2 separate regions of the Homo sapiens genome follow, and region 2 is linked to region 1. A link is an interaction called in ENCODE POLR2A ChIA-PET data of the cell type or tissue named here. Cell type or tissue: Panc1. All regions are shown on one strand. Links, peaks and the distances in the headings refer to the core of each region. The heading gives the core; the rest is flanking DNA. Region 1 overlaps DZIP3 (DAZ interacting zinc finger protein 3). Region 2 has its middle 28 kb from the start of TRAT1.

Region 1 (8,869 bases), core at 346-8,345:
GAGAGAGAGAGAGAGAGAGAGAGAGAGAGAGAGAGAGAGACTCTGTTTGTTTGGGGTAAAGGAAGAAGAGAACAAGAGTCTCTGCCTGGTAATCCAAGGAGTTCTTCCAGATCTCACCAAAGACTACCAAGATGGTACCTCTATGAATCTGCAAGAGACACAGGGTTACTGGGCTTAGAGTGTCCCCTAATGCAGATATAGCAGCAGTGACCAAGGACTTAAATCACAATATGCAAGTCCCTTTGAATACCTGGAAAGACTTCCCAAGAAGGACAGGTACAAAACAAGGCCATACAGTGAAGCCTATAATGAATACCTAACTCTCCAATGCCCAGACATCGATGGACATCCATTAGCATCAAGACCATCCAGGAAAACATGACTTTACCAAACCAAAAAAGGCACCAGTTGCCAATCCCAGAGAGACAAACATGTGACCTTTCAGACACAAACTTCCAAACAGCTGTTTTGAGGAAGTTCAATGAAATTCAAGATAACACAGAGAAGGAATTCAGAATCCTATCAGATAAATTGAACAAAGAAATTGAGAATAATTTTTAAAAATCAAGTAGAAATTCTGGAGCTTAAAAAAGCAATTGACATGCTAAAGAATTCACCACTGTCTCCCCAACCCCCACCTACCCTTCCCAGCCTCTGGTAACCATCATTCTACTAGCTATTTTTTTGAGTTCACTTGTTTTAATTTTTGGCTCCCAAAAATGAGTGAGAACATGCAAAGTTTGTCTTTCTCTATCTGGTTTATTTCACTTCACATAATGACCTCCAGTTCCATCCATGTTGTTTCAAGTGACAGGATCTCATTATTTTAATTTTTTTTTTTTTTAGAGATGGGGTCTCACACTATTACCCAGGCTGATCTTGAACTCCTGAGTTCAAGTGATCCTCCCATCTCAGCCTCTCAAAGTGCTGGGGGGAATCTTGTGCTTTTTTATGGCTGAATAGTACTCCCCTGTGTATATGTACCATATTTTCGTTATTTATTCATCTGGATGGACACTTAGGTTGCTTTCAAATCTTGGCTATTGTGAATAGTGCTGCAATAAACATGAGAATGCAAATATTTCTTTGATACACTGATTTTCTTTCTTTTGGGTATATCCCAGCAGTGGGATTGCTGGATCCTATGGTAGATCTATTTTCAGTTTTTTGAGGAACCTCCAAACTGCTTGCCATAGTGGTTTTACTAATTTACATTCCCACCAACAGTGTAAGAGGGTTCTCTTTTCTCCACATCCTCACCAGCATTTGTTATTGCCTGTATTTTGTACATAAGCCATTTTAACCTAAGTGGGCAATAGTGTGAGACACCATCTCTACAAAAATACCAACCCTACTTTTTCAGCATCTGTTGAAATGAGTATACAGTCAACAATAATTCATTGTACATTTTAAAATAAGAAACAGTATAAATGGATTGTTGTAATACAAAGGATAAATGCTTGAGGTGATGGATAGCCCATTTACCCTGATGTGATTATTATGTATTGTATGCCTGCATCAAAGTATCTCACATACCCCATAAAATGTACACCTATATACCCACAAAAATTAAAAATAAAATTTTTTAAAAACTGGTAAAAAAGAAGTATAAAAATTTGTTACATTAAACCTTTCAAAAACTCTCATTCACTCTGTCTCTTTTATTATGTAATATTTTAGGTATCAAGAACACATTAAATAATAATATAACGAACACTGAAGTATCTACCATCCACCTTTAAAAATACAATGATCTGGCTGGGTGCAGTGGCTCATGCCTGTAATCCCAACACTTTGGGAGGCCGAGGCAGGCAGATTACAAGGTCAGGACATCGAGACCATCCTGGCCAACATGGTGAAACCCTGTCTCTACTAAAAATACAAAAAATTAGCCAGGCGTGGTGGCACGCGCCTGTAGTCCCAGCTACTCGGGAGGCTGAGGCAGAAGAATCACTTGAACCCAGGAGGTGGAGGTTGCAGTGAGCCGAGATCGTGCCACTGCATTCCAGCCTGGGTGACAGAGTGAGACTCCATCTCAAAACAAAAACAAAACAAAACAAAACAAAAACAATGATCTTTTAAATCAAAATCCTTTACTCTCCCACATGGATTCTGCAAAATAGTATGAACATAAAGCTCATCACTTCTTCAATGAAAAATTAAACCATGTGGATATTTCCTTCGTATAAAAATGGTCTATGCAAAATTACTGAGATGAGATAGATTAGGGATCAGTGAATTGTAGAGGGAGAGAGGTGGGTGTGACCATAAAAGTCATAAGAGAGATTTTTGTGGTGGTGGAATAGTTCTTTTATCTTGATTGCAGTAGTTACATAAATGTACACATTTGATAAAATGGCACAGAACTATACAAGCCTGGGCATTAAAAAGCTAACCTAGCTGGCCTGAGGCTGTTATCCTTATTAAGTCCTGCTTGCAAAGTTGATCTTTGGCTGATGTCTGGGAACTTGAATTTTGGCAGTGTTCCCTAACTGATAAAGGTGCCTTGCTATGTCTAGACTATTTGTGCAAACACTATGATTTATGCTGAGCACCTGGGATTTTCTTCTGGAAGTGTGGAATTTTGATACATGCCAGGCAGCAGGTACCTAGATGACCAACGCCCAATAAAAATATTGATCACTGAGTCTCTTATAGGCTTCCCTGGGCAGAAACACTGTGGATGTTGCTACATTTTCATTGCTGGAGGTGGCCGTATATGCTGTGTAGCTTCTCATGGAAGGGAGAAAATATGGAGGAACCTGCAGATGGCTTTCGTCAGACTTCACCTGTGTCTTTTCCCCATATGATCTACTATGTATCCTTATCACATCACCATAATAAATCTTAGATGTTAGTATAACCATATGCTGAGTCCAGTCCTTCTAGCAAATCTCTGAACATGAGGGTGGTCTTGGAGAACCCAGACACAAAGCCCCATGGACCAACATCAATTTCCTGTTTTTTTTTTTTTAATATGTTCTGGAGTAATGTAATTATGTAACTATTTAGGGAAACTGTGTGAGGGGTACACCAAGACCTCCCTGTCCATTGTATTTGTGATGGTTAAGTTCATGTGTCAACTTGACTGGCCACAGGGTGCCCAGATTAAATATTGTTTCTGGGTGTGTCTCTGAGCGTGTTTCCAGATGAAATTTGCCTTTGAAATGGTAGACTGGGTATAACAGGTTGCCCTCTCCAATGTAGGTGGGCATCATCCAATCCATTAAAGCCTGCATAGAACAAAAAGTAGAGGAAGGAAGAATTCATCCCTTTTTGCTTCCGGCCTGCTTGCTGGAGCTTGGACATCTCATCTCAACTTCTGCCTTCATCCTTGGATTTATACCTGGTTCTTAGCCTTCAGAACTGGGATGAGTTATATCACAAGCGTTCCTGGGTCTCCAGATTACAGAGAGCAGATCATGGGACTTGCTGAGCCTCTATAATGACATGAGGCAATTCCTCATAATAAATCACATATACATTCCTTATAATCATGTATATGTATATGTGTATATAAGTATTTGTATGTTTTATGTATATAAAACAAAACACACACACACACACACACACATACACACATATACCCACACACATACACACACACAGCAAAAACCAGTCTGGTTTCTCTGGAGAACCCTGGACTCCTCTGCTCATAAGCTCTATATTGACTGAAGATTATAACCCTATCTTTTGTCACATTACCCTTTTTCATCAAGATTTCCCCATACCATAAACAAGATTTTTCTAGGTACATAGAATGATAAATACCCATAGGATATAAGCTTTCTTTTTTTTTTTTTTTTTTTTTTTTTTGAGATGGAGTCTCAATCTGTCACCTAGGCTGGAGTGCAGTGGCATAATCTTGGCTCCCTGCAACCTCTGCCTCCTGGGTTCAATTGATTCTCCTGCCTCAGCCTCCTGAGTAGTTGGGATTACAGGCGCATGCCACCACACCTGGCTAATTTTTATATTTTTGGTACACACGGGGTTTCACCATGTTGGTCAGGCTGGTCTCGAACTCCTGACCTCGTGATCTGCCCGCCTCGGCCTCCCAAAGTGCTGGGATTACAGATGTGAGCCACCGCGCCCGGCCCATAAGCTTTCTGTTTATACTGATCTAACTGTATACTCTCACCTTGCATGCTTCTAATGACCAACAGTATTCATTGAGGAGATAACTGACTGGGATTATAAATTTGGCTTCAAACTGATCTCAGTGGAGATAGACGTGTGTTTGTTCTTGATGGACTAAGTGAGTCTATTAAATATAAACTCCTCATAACATCTAAGTGGTTCCCACCTTAAAATTCTCATCCCTGAAGAGGCAGTAGTTCAGACCATAGAATCTAGAGCCACCTGACTCCACTACTTACTACCTGGTCAAGTTAGCAAGTTATTTAACCTCTGTGCCCTAAGATGGGGTACTTATGAACAGTAAAAGGGCTAATTTTTACAAAGCGCTTAGAATAGTGGCTGTCATACAGCAAACACTAAAGAAGTGTGAGCTATTATTTTGTAATTAAAAGAAAACAGCTTCATGAATAACATAACAGAGACTAGCTAATATAATTCTAAATAAAACATTTCTAAGAACAAGATAAGATGCAGAATTGTGGTAATGCTATAATTAGAGGAGGAAAAACTCTGGAATTTAAAGATGCAAGTTGTACATTTCTAACCTAAAGCCCCTGTCCTTTTCTCCTACCTTCTCCCCATCAGCAAAGATTATTCCAAGAACTAGAATAAAATTAATATAGAGATGCTATTCGCAACTGCACCCCCATAATACATAATCCACTGTTGTCTCCTACAAGGTTGTCTTTTCCCTTTTTGGTGGCCTTGAAGGACAGATAGAGTAATTTAGATACAGCAATAGACTGCTTTGATCATCACAATGCCACTTCTGCTCACAAGTACTACCTAGAGCTACCAAGGGAGAAACTCTTCCATTTCCTAGTCTAAGACTCATCTTTGAAGTAATGTCTAAGTAAAGAAGGCTAAGCAATGGGTACCTGTTAAGGCTGATTTCACATTGATTTGTTTCACTGACTGGCAATCTGGTCAGTGGGAGAAATAGCAGGTCTGCCATATCCCCCAAGTTCTCAGGATTACAAGATGCAAATCCCCCATTTTCTTTGTTTCCTCATTGGAATCCAACTAGAATCTCCTTCTGAATGGTGTAACTCACCCTGTAAGAACCCTAATCCCCAGAATCCTAAATAAGTATTATTTTTCCGTCTCTTTGTACATCATTATAATATGAGATTTAATGTCTTAGGCTCCCTTTTTTGGTGTCTGGGTAGTCCTTTTTTGAAGATAACCCTATTTATTTCTAAAGTATCATTTGATCTTAAACACATAAATACATTTTGTTAATTTTACCTATAAGAGAAATTCCAACTTTTACAAATATAGAAATCTCAGAAGAAAGAGAAGCTGATTAATTATGGTTTAAAAAGACAGAATATTTTTTCTTTTTTAAATTGATAAATAAAAATTGTATATATTTATCATATACGACATTATAAAATATGTATACATTGTGAAATGACTAACTCAAGCTAATTAACATATGTATAACCTCACATATTTATCATTTTTGTGGTGAAAATACTTAAAATCTACTCTAGGCAATTTTCAGGATTATAATACATTGTTATTAACTATAGTCACTATGTTGTACAATAGATCTCTTGAACTTATTCTTCACATCTAACTGAAATTTTGTATCTTTTGACCAACATCTCTTCAGTCTGTACTCCTGACCCCTTACCCCTAGCCACCATCGTACTCTCTGCTTCTGTGAGTTCAGCTCCTAGATTCCACATTCAAATGACATCATGCAGTATTTGTCCTTCTATACTTGGCTTATTTTTTTTAACTTTATGATTCTCCATTTCTGATTGGGAAAGCCCATTTCTATTAGTTCAAGTTTCTCTTAAGATGAACAATTTTGTGGTAGGGAAGGAGACTAGAATAGGCTTATTACAGAGCCAGTCACATGAGAAAGTACAAGACATACATAAGTCATCTACCAGTCATATAAGAAAGTACAAGACACAGGAAGGCAATCAATTTATACATACCCTTTTCTAGAGGTAAAAGAAAAAAATAAAAATTGGCCCACACCTTAAAATAAGCATGCATTGGCTGTTTTCTCACTGAGAAATGTTGACCAAGTCCATTATATCAAATTTCCAAAAAGAAAACACTTACGGTATAATTGCCAGCTTGAATGTTCCTAAGTGCTGCTTCTAGCTGTGTAATCAAGAAACGTAAAGTCAAAGCAGGAACAATTTCCTCACCATTCTGGCTGTTAGCTGCAACTTCTCTCTGTGGAAAATTATTCAGTTAAAAATGTCTATAAGTCTGAACAAACATCTACATATGTTTACATTATACAAATAATTCATGCTCATTGGAGAAAATTTTAAAAATAGAGATAAAGACGGTTTAAAAAAAAAAAATCCATACCAACCAGATACACTGTTCTCATATGTTTGCTTTTAAGTAGTCCGATGAATGTCGTTTGTAACTATTTCCTTAAAACAATTTTAAATTTTATTTTATTTATTTATTTATTTATTTATTTATTTATTTATTTATTTTTGAGATGGAGTCTCGCTCTGTCGCCCTGGCTGGAGTTCACTGGCGCAATCTCAGCTCACTGCAAGCTCCGCCTCCCGTGTTCACACCATTCTCCTGCCTCAGCCTCCTGAGTATCTGGGACTACAGACACCCACCACCACACCTGGCTAATTTTTTGTATTTTTAGTAGAGATGGGGTTTCACCATTTTAGCTAGGATGGTCTTGGTCTCCTGACCTCGTGATCCGCCTGCCTTGGCCTCCTAAAGTGCTGGGATTACAGGCGTGAGCCACTGCGCCCAGCCTCTTTAAAACATTTTTTAAAAAGGCATTCCTATACCTGCCAAAGGGTTGGCAACATCCACACCTACTTCAGAGGAAAATGGTAATCCCAGTTCACTCTCATACCTTCTATTGTGTGACATAGCTAAAATATTCCAGCCCTGAACCTGTGGTAAACAGGAATGCTGGCATTAATACCAATACAAGGGTAAACCATTTTATGCTGCAATCTGATTGCAACTGAGCTAATGCATGCTTTATTATGTACTATAGTTTATTTACATGGTTGAAATGAAAGGTAGGACTATGTCTTTGTGTCCATTCCCCAATGTTTTCTACCCACAACGGCTTGGTTTATATTACATAATCTGTTTAATAATGTATAATCTGCATGGAAAATTTAATCTACACTTCCATAACTTGGTTTCCATATATAACATTTTCCTGTTTTTTTCCTAGCTGACTAGATACTTTATTTCAGTCTCCCTAGCAATCAATTTAATGAGCCTCTTCTCTATCAATACATGTTCTCTAGGTAAAGTAACCCAGTATCATAATTTTAAATAGTGTCTACATACTGACAGTTTCCAAATTTACATTTCTAGCCAAGAACTTCACCTACATTCCAAGCTCAAACAATATCTCTTGAATTTGAATAGAAATACAAAACATAATACTGAAGTTCCACCTCTGTCAAACAGCCTAGGTGGTTTCAAATCAGTCTCCCAATGAGAATAACTAAAACAACGGGACAAGATATAAAAACTAATTATCTGAAAGCAATGGAAAACTACTAACACAATGAAAATAAAAACCTCTGAAAGGCAATCTCTGGAGAGCTGACTTTTGACTGACTTTTGGAGCTACTTTTCTCATTAAAGTAATTGCCATATTCAGTTGTGGCACAGCCTTCAGCAGATTTGCAAGGCTTGGGGGAAAATTGGAGTGCATGGTCTATAAGGAGGAGCAGCCCTGGTAAACAGCCCATTCTTTTCATTGAGGCCCTGTTTTTGTTCCAATGGAAGCAGACCATAATTAAAGGATTTCAATGGAAATAGTTTATTTGGGAGGTACAGAGACAATGGTAGGAAAGTGGAGAAGTAATAAAGTGAAGGAAAAGTAGGTTTTAATTAAAGGATGTGTTATTATGCTAGTTACCCATGGTGGGCCACTGCGGTTATCACAACGGGGAAATTTTGGAAAACTCAAAAATACAAACCTCAGTATTAACCAACTCAAGGGAAGAGGCAACTGGGATATTCATATAATAACTCCCAAGACCTACTGATTGAGTGCTTTCTGGGGTGATGGGGGAATATTAATTCCTTGGGTCTTCTGAGCTGCCATGAGAAGTAGCTTTCTCCTGTTCTAGAAAAAAAGGCCCTGAGGCATAGAGATATAGACATGGAAAACTAGAATTGTCCAGAGCATACTGAAAATATAGGTAGGGTCCAATTGGTATGGGGGGGCAATGACAGAATCTGCTACAAAAGGTAGAGAAACTGACCCTTCCTCAAAAGAACTAAGTAAAGGTTGGAATCATTTCTATCCCAGGTTGAATTAAATAATTTACTAGAAAAGCAAAAATAAGAATTACTAGAAAAAAATGTGTCCAGTTTTTCAAGTTCTTCACAGAGGCAGGTTGCTATGAGACAAACCAGGTAGCTACTCCAAGTAGCAGAATTATCTCTATTATCTTCAATGACTACAGTATTTGTATTTATGTTTTCATGTTCATTCATGATTTTGGATATTTTTGCTTTCGGTTTTGGACATACTTATTACGCATTTGTCAATTTGATTGGTCTTTCCAAAAAAGCAAGTTTTGGATTTATTGATCCTTTCTATTTTATGTTTTAAATAGATTTCATTAGTTTTAACTATCCTTATTACTTCCTTTTCAAGTGCTTTTAATTTGCTGTTCTTCCATTAACTTCTTGAATGTCATGCTTAGATAACTGATATTCAACCTTGCTTCTTTTTCTAATATTTACATCT
Region 2 (8,869 bases), core at 612-8,611, 180 kb before region 1:
AGAAATCAGCAGTTTCTCCCTTATAAGTGAAATACACAGATTCACAGTAAACCCCACAAGGCAAAGATTCAACTTATTTACTGACTCAATTAGGGTCATAAATATCTGGATCTGTAAGAAAGTATAAATGTCATAGAAATTGTATTTAAAAGCCTTTAAACTGTATTATGTAAGCCTCTTAGAGCAGATTACTTCTTTTCTTCTTTTTCTTTTTTTCCTTTTCTTTTTTTTTTTTTTTTTTTTTTGAGATGGGTTTTTACTCTTGTTGCCAAGGCTGGAGTGGAATGGCACCATCTTGGCTCAGTTCAAGCAATTCCCCTGGCTCTGCCTCCCGAGTAACTGGGATTACAGGTGACTGCCACCATGGCTGGCTGATTTGTTTTTTTGTGTGTTTTTTTTTTGGTATTTTTAGTAGAGACGGGGTTTCACCATGTTGGCCAGGCTGGTCTCGAACTCCTGACCTCAGTTGATCCACCCACTTTGGCCTCCCAAAGTGCTGGGATTACAGGTGTGAGCCACTGCACCTGACCCCAGACGATTTCTTATGCATTTTTATGATTCTCCATAGTGTCAGAAAGAGTTCCATGATTGTCAGAGGTGCTCAATGTTTATTTAGGAACAGAATGGAGTTAATGCTATATGAAATTGGTAAACCCAGACAGTCCTAAATTATACCATTACTTATCCACATTTTACCATTAAATATTGTGAAATACTTCATTTTGTCATGTACTTTAAAAATTTTATCTCTCAATTTACTTCCACCGGTTTCCCCTGATGCCTTTTTCTATTCTGTGTTCACGTCCAGAATATCACATTGCATTTAGGAATCATGTCTCTTTGGGCTTCTCTTCGTTTTGATAGTTTCTCAGGTTTTCTTTGTTTTTGATAACCTTGGAGGTTTTGAAGAATAGTAGTCCAACATTTTGAAAAATGTGCTTCAATTAGAATTTTTCTGATTTTTTTTCTCGTGACTATACTGGGGTAGTGTGTTTTGGTGAAGACCACAGAGGTAGAGTCATTCTCATCACATCATACCAAAGGCCCATACCATCCATATAACTTATCAGTGTAGATATTATTCTGGATCACCTGGCTTGGGGTAAGTTTTGTCAATTTTCTGTATTAAAATTTATTCTTTTTATTTCTCTTTTCCCACACTGTACTATTTGAAAGAACGTTATTATGCACAGTCCATCCTTAAGAAGCAGAGAGTTATGATCTGTATTCTTAAGGGCAGAGTATTTACATAAATTATTTGAAATTCTTCACGAGATATTTTTCTATTCTGGCCCATGTATTTATTTAATCATTTTTTATCAGTGTGGACTAATAGATACTTATTTTATACTTTGCATTTTAATTGAATACTACCATATTTTGTTGCTAAAATTGTTTCAGCTTTGGCCATTTAAAGCTCTTTCAGTCAGCTCTTGGGTCTTTTTGACATACCACCATCATTCCATGTATGGTGTTTGTTTATTGGTTTTCTTTGAGAACTTTCTTATTTCCTGGTACTACAAGATGCTCCCAGTTCATCTTGTATATTTCCTACTCCAGTCCTAGAATTAGTTATGTTTTCTAGTAACCCTGGTTCCTTTTATTGGAGAATGGTATTAGAAATCAAGATCTGGGTGTCAAGTGTGCCCATTGCCACTGGACTGTTGTTGCTTCTAGGCTCTGACAACTGACAGAGCAAAGAAATATGTGTGTATACTAATCCATGTATATACTCACATCTGTAAATATTTCTATATGTGTCCATCTGTGTCCTATAGTAAGCTAAACATTAGTTCATACTCACTTCTCCAACTCTCTTCCATTATTATTGTATGGGTGATTCTATCTTCCTCCTCCCCTGTTTATCTATAAACTCCCACTCCCACATTGAGAAACCTGCCTTCTACCTTTTACCATCCATTACTTGATTTTGAATTCCAGCATACTTGTATAGTAGTTTCAGAATTGTTAGTCCATATCCTTGAGGGAAACAACATTATCAACCAGAGTATAGTTCTTATGTAGTGTTTTATCACACTTCACTTATTGCCAAAGTTACTTCAGTCAGCATCTTATTCTCTCATTCTGTTTAGTAAAATTGTTTCATACATTTGTAATACATTTAAATTCTTTTGTCACATTCTGTATTCTATATTGAGGTACTCAGATCTCATAAATAATTTTAAAAATTTGCATACATAAGGCTTATTCTTTGTGCTGTGAAATTCCAATGGTTTTGACATATATTTAATATCTTGTATTCACCATAAAGTATCATACAGAAGAGTTTTAGTGTGCTAAAAAAATCCTCTGCTTCAACTCCTCCCCAGTCTCCACTTCCAAACTCCCCAAAGCCACTGATATGTTTATCATCTCAATAGTCTTACTTTTCTAGATTGTCATATACTTAAAATCATACAGTATGAAACTTTTCCAGCCCAGCTTCTTTCATTTAGCAATATGCATTTAAGACACGCTCATGTTGCTGGGAGTGGTGGTACATGCCTGTAATCCCAGTACTTTGGGAGGCTGAAGCAGGAGGATTGCTTGAGGCCAGAAGTTTGAAACCAGCCTGAGCAACAGCGAGACTCCCGTCTGTACGAAAAAAATAAACAAACAAATAAAAATTAGCCAGGAACAGTGGTGTACACCTGTCATCCTAGCTACTTGGGTGGCTGAGATGGGAAGATCGCTTAAGCCCAGGAGTCCAGGGCTGCAGTTAGTTATGATCATACCAGTGCACTCCAGCCTGGCCAACAGAGTGAGACTCTACCTCTAAAAAAAAAAAAAAAAAAAAAAAAAACTTATTGGCTGGGCGCAGTGGCTCATGCCTGTAATCCCAGCACTTTAGAAGGCCGAGGTGGGCAGATCCCAACGTCAGGAGTTCAAGACCAGCCTGGCCAAGATGGTGAAACCCAGTCTCTACTAAAAATACCAAAAAATTAGCTGGGCATGGTGGCAGGTGCCTCTAATCCCAGCTACTTGGGAGGCTGAGGCAGAGAATTGCTTGAACCTGAGAGGCGGAGGTTGCAGTGAGCCAAGATCGCGCCATTGCACTCCAGCCTGAGCGACAGAGTGAGACTCCGTCTCAAAAAAAAGAAGATAATAAAACAAATTTTGAAAAGAGTTATTTATGTTATTTATGTCTTTTGTGGCTTGATAGGTCATTTCTTTTCATTACTAAATAATATCCTATTTTACGGGTGTACCACATTTTCTCTAGCCATTTATCCATTGAAGGATATCTTGATTGCTTCCAGTTTTTACCAATTATGAATAAAGCTGCCATAAACATTCATGTGCAAGTTTTGTGCACAGTATTTTCTAGTCAAATAGGTAAATACCTAGGAACATGATTGTTAGATCGTGTGATAAGAAATATTAGCTTTGTAAGAAACTACCAAGTCATCTTCCAAAGGAGCTTGTACCATTTTACACTCCTGCTAGCAGTAAATGAGAGTTCTTTCTGCTCTGTACCCTTGACAGCAAATGGTAATGTCAATATTTTGGATTTTAGCTATTCTAAAAAGTGTGTCTAATGAGTGTGTAGTGGTATCTAATTGTTATTTTAATTCACAATTCCCTAATGACAAATAATGTTGCATACTTTTACATATGTTAATTTTTTTCCATATATATTCTTTGATGAGAATTCTGTTCAGATCTTTTGCCCTTTTTTTAAAAAAAATTGGGATATTTGGCTCCTTGTTGTTGAGTTTAAATAGTTTTAAAAATATTTTGGATATAATTTCTTTATCAGATATTTGTTTTGCAAATGCATTTTCCTAGTCTTTCTTTTCTTAACAGTGCCTTAACAGGAGAATCTTTTGAACCCAGGAGATGGAGGTTGCAGTGAGCTGAGATCATGCCACTGCATTGCAGCCTGGGCAACAAGAGAGAAACTATCTCAAAAAAAAAAAAAAAAAAAAAAGAAAAAGAAAAAAAAAAAAGGCGTCCTGACCTGGCATTCGATAGATCAGTGAGGTGACTATAATTAACTTTAATGAATTGTAAAATTCAATATAGCTAAAAGAGTATAATGCAGATATTCCTAGTGTAAAGAAAAGATAAATATTTAAGGCAATGGATACCTCAATTATCCTGATTTGATTTTATGAATGTATCAAATTATTGCATGTACCATGAAAATATGTACATCTATCATTTATCAATAAAAAATAAAAATAAATCAATAAAAGGCAAAAAAATAAAAGTAGCATTCCCCAAAATTAAATACATAAATGCATAAATGTAAGTCTACCAAATATGTATGGGATCTATATAAGAAAAACTGCAAAAGTGCCAGAAAAAATAAAAAAACTGAATAAATGTAGAGCCAAGTCTATGTTCATAGATGGCAAGAGTTAGTATTATTAAGATACCAATCCTTTCCAAATTTATCTGTGAGTTCAATGCAATTCCAGTAAAAATGCCAGCAAGCCGTTTTGTAGATGTTACAAACTGATTCTAAAGTTTATATGGAAAGGCAAAAGACTTGGGAATATCCAACATGATACCGAAGAAGAAGAAAGTTAGAGTGTTTACATTACCCAATTGCAAGACAGTGTGGTATTGATGAAAAAATACACACATAGATCAATGAAACAGAATACAGAGGCCAGAAATAGATTCATATAAATATAGTCAGCTGGTCTTTTACAAAAGAACAAAGGAAATTCAATGGAAAAAGGATGATGTTTTTAGCAAATGCTGCTAGAACAATTAAACGTCTGTAGGAAAAATTGAACTTAGACATAGACCTTATACTTTTCACAAAATTTAATTCAGAATGGCCCCCAGGATGCCATTTTTCATAATATTACTTTTCAAGGCCGGGCGCCATTTTTAATAATATTACTTTTCAGGGCCGGGCATGGTGGCTCATGCCTGTAATCACAGCACTTTGGGAGGCCGAGGCAGGTGGATCATCTGAGGTCAGGAGTTCGAGACCAGCCTGGCCAACATGGTGAAACCCTGTCTCTACTAAAAATACAAAAATTAGCCAGGCGTGGTGGCAGGCACCTGCAATCCCAGCTACTCGGGAGGCTGAGGCTGAAGAATCGCTTGAACCCAGGAGGTAGAGGTTGCAGTGACCAGGGATCGTGCCATTGCACTCCAGCCTAGGTAACAAGAGCAAAGCTCCATCTCTAATAATAATAATAATAATATTACTTTTTTATATTCCAAATTCCAATTTTTATTGCTGTTTTGTATGTTTATAGGTGCATATAGGTATGTAATATACAAAAGCAATTGACTTTGTTTGCTGATATTAGATCTTTCTTCTTTTCTAATACAGATGCTCCTCAATTTGTGATGAGATTACATCCTGATAAACCCATCATAAGTTGAAAATATCAGAAGTAGAAAATCCACTTAATATATCTAACTTAGCAAACATCATAGCTTAGCCTAGTTGACCTTAAACATGCTCGGAATACTTACATTAGCCTACAGTTGGGGCAAAATCATCTAACACAAGTTAATTTTATAATAGTGTTGAATATCTTGTGTAATTTATTGAGTACTGCACTGAAAGTGAAAAACAGAATGGTTGTATGGGGGCTCAAAGTACAATTTCTACTGAATGCATATCACTTTTGCATCATCATAAAGTTGAAAAATTATAAGTTGTAACATCATAAGCCAGGAACCATCTGTATAAGTATTTAATGCTATAAATTTCCCTCTAAGCATTGCTTTTGCTGCATTCCACATATTTTGATAAGGTGAGTTTTCATTTTTATTTAGTTCAAGATAATTTTTAATTTCTTTTTATGCTTCTTTGACCCATGCATTATTTAGAAGTGTGTAGTTTCATTCACGAGTGTTTAGGAGATTGTATAGCTATATTTTTGTTATTGATTTTTAGTTTAACTCCTTTATTGACTGAGAACATATTAATATTTGCCATGATTGAAATTTGCTATGCTATGTTCTATCACTCGAAATATGTAAAAACATGTTTTATTTTTGTCAATACAAATTCCTTTTGGTGGATTTCTGGAGGTATTTTATGTGAACTTGAGAAGAATGTATATTCTGCTGATGTTAAATGAAGAATGCTATAAATGTTAGATCAAATTTACTCATAGTGCTCTCCATTTCTACTAAATTCTTACTGATTTTCTGTCCACTCGATTTATCAATTACTGACATTAGGATGTTGAAGACTCCAACTATAATAGTAGATTTGTCTACTTATCCTTTCAGTTCCATCAGTTTTTGCCTCACATATTTGAATGCCCTATTGTTAGATGCATACATGCTTAGGATTTTTTTTTATTTTTCTTAGAATATTGACTGTTTTATTATTATGTGGTGCCCATGTTATCCATGAATTTTTTTTTTTTTTTTTGAGACAGAGTCTCGCTCTGTCACCCAGGCTGGAGTGCAGTGGTGCTACCTTGGCTCACTGCAATGCTTTGTCTAAAACTAGTGTAGTTACTACAGCTTTCCTTTGGTTAGCATTAACATGCTGTATCTTTCTATCCTTTTCCTTTCAACCTATTAGTGTCTTTTTATTTAAAACATTTTCTTGTAAACAACACGTAGTTGGGTATTTTTAATCCACCTTGTAGCTGTAGGTAAAAGAACTTCAAGAATCTCTAATGTCCTCATTTTTTGTCTCCCATCTTCACTTTGGGCTTCCCTAGGTAATCCTCCTTAGAAAAAAATCTGTGTCTCATGGGTCTTTCAGCTATAATTTACTGCTATTTTACTGGAACCCTGTTGGTATGGAGGTAAAGTGTATTGTTGTGGGGAGTGAGCATACTCTAATCTTCCAATTAAATCTCAGCCTTTCAGTGGGCCTGTGTCTGACCTGTGACTTTCACAAATGATTCTTCTTGTGTAATTTTTCCTCCTCCTTTTAGATGAGGCAAGAAAACTAGATGGGGCTAGAGTGAGAGAAGTGCATTTCTTCTACAGCTCTGGAACAAGTCTCTGAAAAATCTTTCCCCATGAGAAGTAGACCTTTGTTATAGGGAAGGCTCTAGGCAGGCACTTTTCACAATACTTACTCTTCCCTTCCCTCTGCCAGAGCCATAAGGGGAATCTTTCTCAGATCTTCACGAGAACTCGCTGGGTTTCCTGGAGGGAAAAGTCATAAAAGTGTTTGTGGAGTACGCCCTAAAACTAAGGCTCCCAGGAAATATTCTCACACAAGTCCATGGGCAGCCTTCAGAAATCCATCAAAATTGCCATTTAAGTATTTCTATCTGTTTAAGGCTTCAGTAGCTTCTGTTCCAGGAAAGCAAATTTTGCTGTGGCTCTTTAGAGTTGCTTGCCTCTCTAGGTTTCAGGGTGGTGTTTTGCCCCCCAAATCAGTTTTCTGATGGGTCCAAGAAAAGGTGTTGATTTTCATTTTGTCCAACTTTTTGTTGTAAGGATGGAAATGATAACCGCCAGCTCTTTAAATGTCAGAACTGAAACCCGCATTTAACTTTCGTTGGTTGTCTTTTGCAGATGAGTTTTACACTTAAATCTCAAAAATATGCGTGCTTTTCTTCTTGACAATAATACATCAACTACCTCTGATTTAAAATTTTATCACTAGCAATAAAAAGGCCACAAAACCATTTTATATATCACGATGCATGTTTTGAATCTATGCTGCTTTCTTTATTTTGCTGAAAATGTCTGGTTTTATATCCATCAGCCAGACACAAATCTTAAATGTACAAATAAGCATAAATTACAACAAACAGTTCTTTTAAATGTATGTATGTATGGTTTCTTTATGTAGCATATTTTAACCATTTTATTCTGAAATACATATTCAAAAAATATACAAAACATACATGTACAATTTAGGATATAATTATAAAATCATGATTCATGTAACCACTCACATTAAGAAATACAATATTGCCAGTTAGAGGCCTCCAATATACTGCTAAAAAGTAATGGAAATAGTTGTTATTCTTGCTTTATTGAGAAAGTTTACCCATTAAATAAAGTGGCTATTTTAAGTACTAGAGGACATGGTTTTTATCACGTTAAGGAAGTAATCTCAATTCCTACTTTATTGAGTGTTTTCATCAGAAATGGATGTTAAGGTTTTTCTCAAAGATCTCTCTGCCTGTGTAGAGATACTAAAATAATTTTTCCATTAGACTATTAATATGGTTAATTAAATTCATAAATTCCTTTATATTGAATGATCCTTGTATTTGGGAAATAAATTCCTCTTAGTCATGATATGCCACTTATTAACATGCTGATAAATTCAGCTTGCTAATATTTTTCTAGTTTTGCATCAACATTTGAACGGTATTGACATATAGCTTTCATTTTTGTATGTTAACTTTTTTTTTTTGAGACAGGGTCTCACCCTGTTGCCTAGGCTTGAGTGCAGAGGTGTGATCATAACTCACTGCAGTCTTGATTACCCGGCTCAAGTGATCCTCCCACCTTAGCTTCCTGAGTAGCTGGGCAATCATGCCCAGGGTAGAGACAGGGTCTCACTATGTTGTCCAGGCTGGTCTCAAACTCCTGGGCTCAAGTGATCCTCCTGCCTTGACCTCCCAAAATGCTGGGATTATAGACATGAGCCATTGCACTCAGCCTATTCTTTATAAAGTATAAAATATAGCTATGAAAATTCTACTTGCTTTATAAAAAGAAGTGGGGAAGATTTTCACCTTTATTCTATGCCTAGCAAGAATTTCAACAGGATTGAGATTATCTGGTCTTTGAAAAGTTGGCACACTTTCCTCTGTGAAACTACCTGGCCCTGATGCATATTTGTAGGTTATTTTTTAAAATAACTTATCTAGTATTTTGTCTGAGAAAGTTGTTTTGTTCAAGCTTTCTCCTTTTAGAAGAATCAATTCTGGAGAATTGTATTATCCTAGGAGTGTATCCA

What was found. Peaks named below come from ENCODE experiments on the same cell type or tissue, not always from the same donor. Only the 100,000 strongest peaks of a DNase experiment are listed, where the experiment ranks them.
Region 2: POLR2A ChIA-PET joins it to region 1 with 13 read pairs; 3 of 35 experiments call an interaction of 5 or more read pairs at or near these places.

What each region holds. Positions count from the first base shown.
Region 1 is chr3:108,614,008-108,622,876 of GRCh38, reverse strand. It overlaps DZIP3 (DAZ interacting zinc finger protein 3), which reads right to left. Exons shown (of 33, transcript NM_014648.4): 5 at 6,220-6,336. Among named protein-coding and RNA genes, the nearest start is that of DZIP3, 29 kb to the right of the region's middle. In Panc1, for the core only: no CTCF peak of the experiment used is centred there; no DNase peak of the experiment used is centred there; H3K27ac peaks cover 335 bases.
Region 2 is chr3:108,789,880-108,798,748 of GRCh38, reverse strand. No RefSeq gene overlaps it. Among named protein-coding and RNA genes, the nearest start is that of TRAT1, 28 kb to the left of the region's middle. In Panc1, for the core only: no CTCF peak of the experiment used is centred there; no DNase peak of the experiment used is centred there.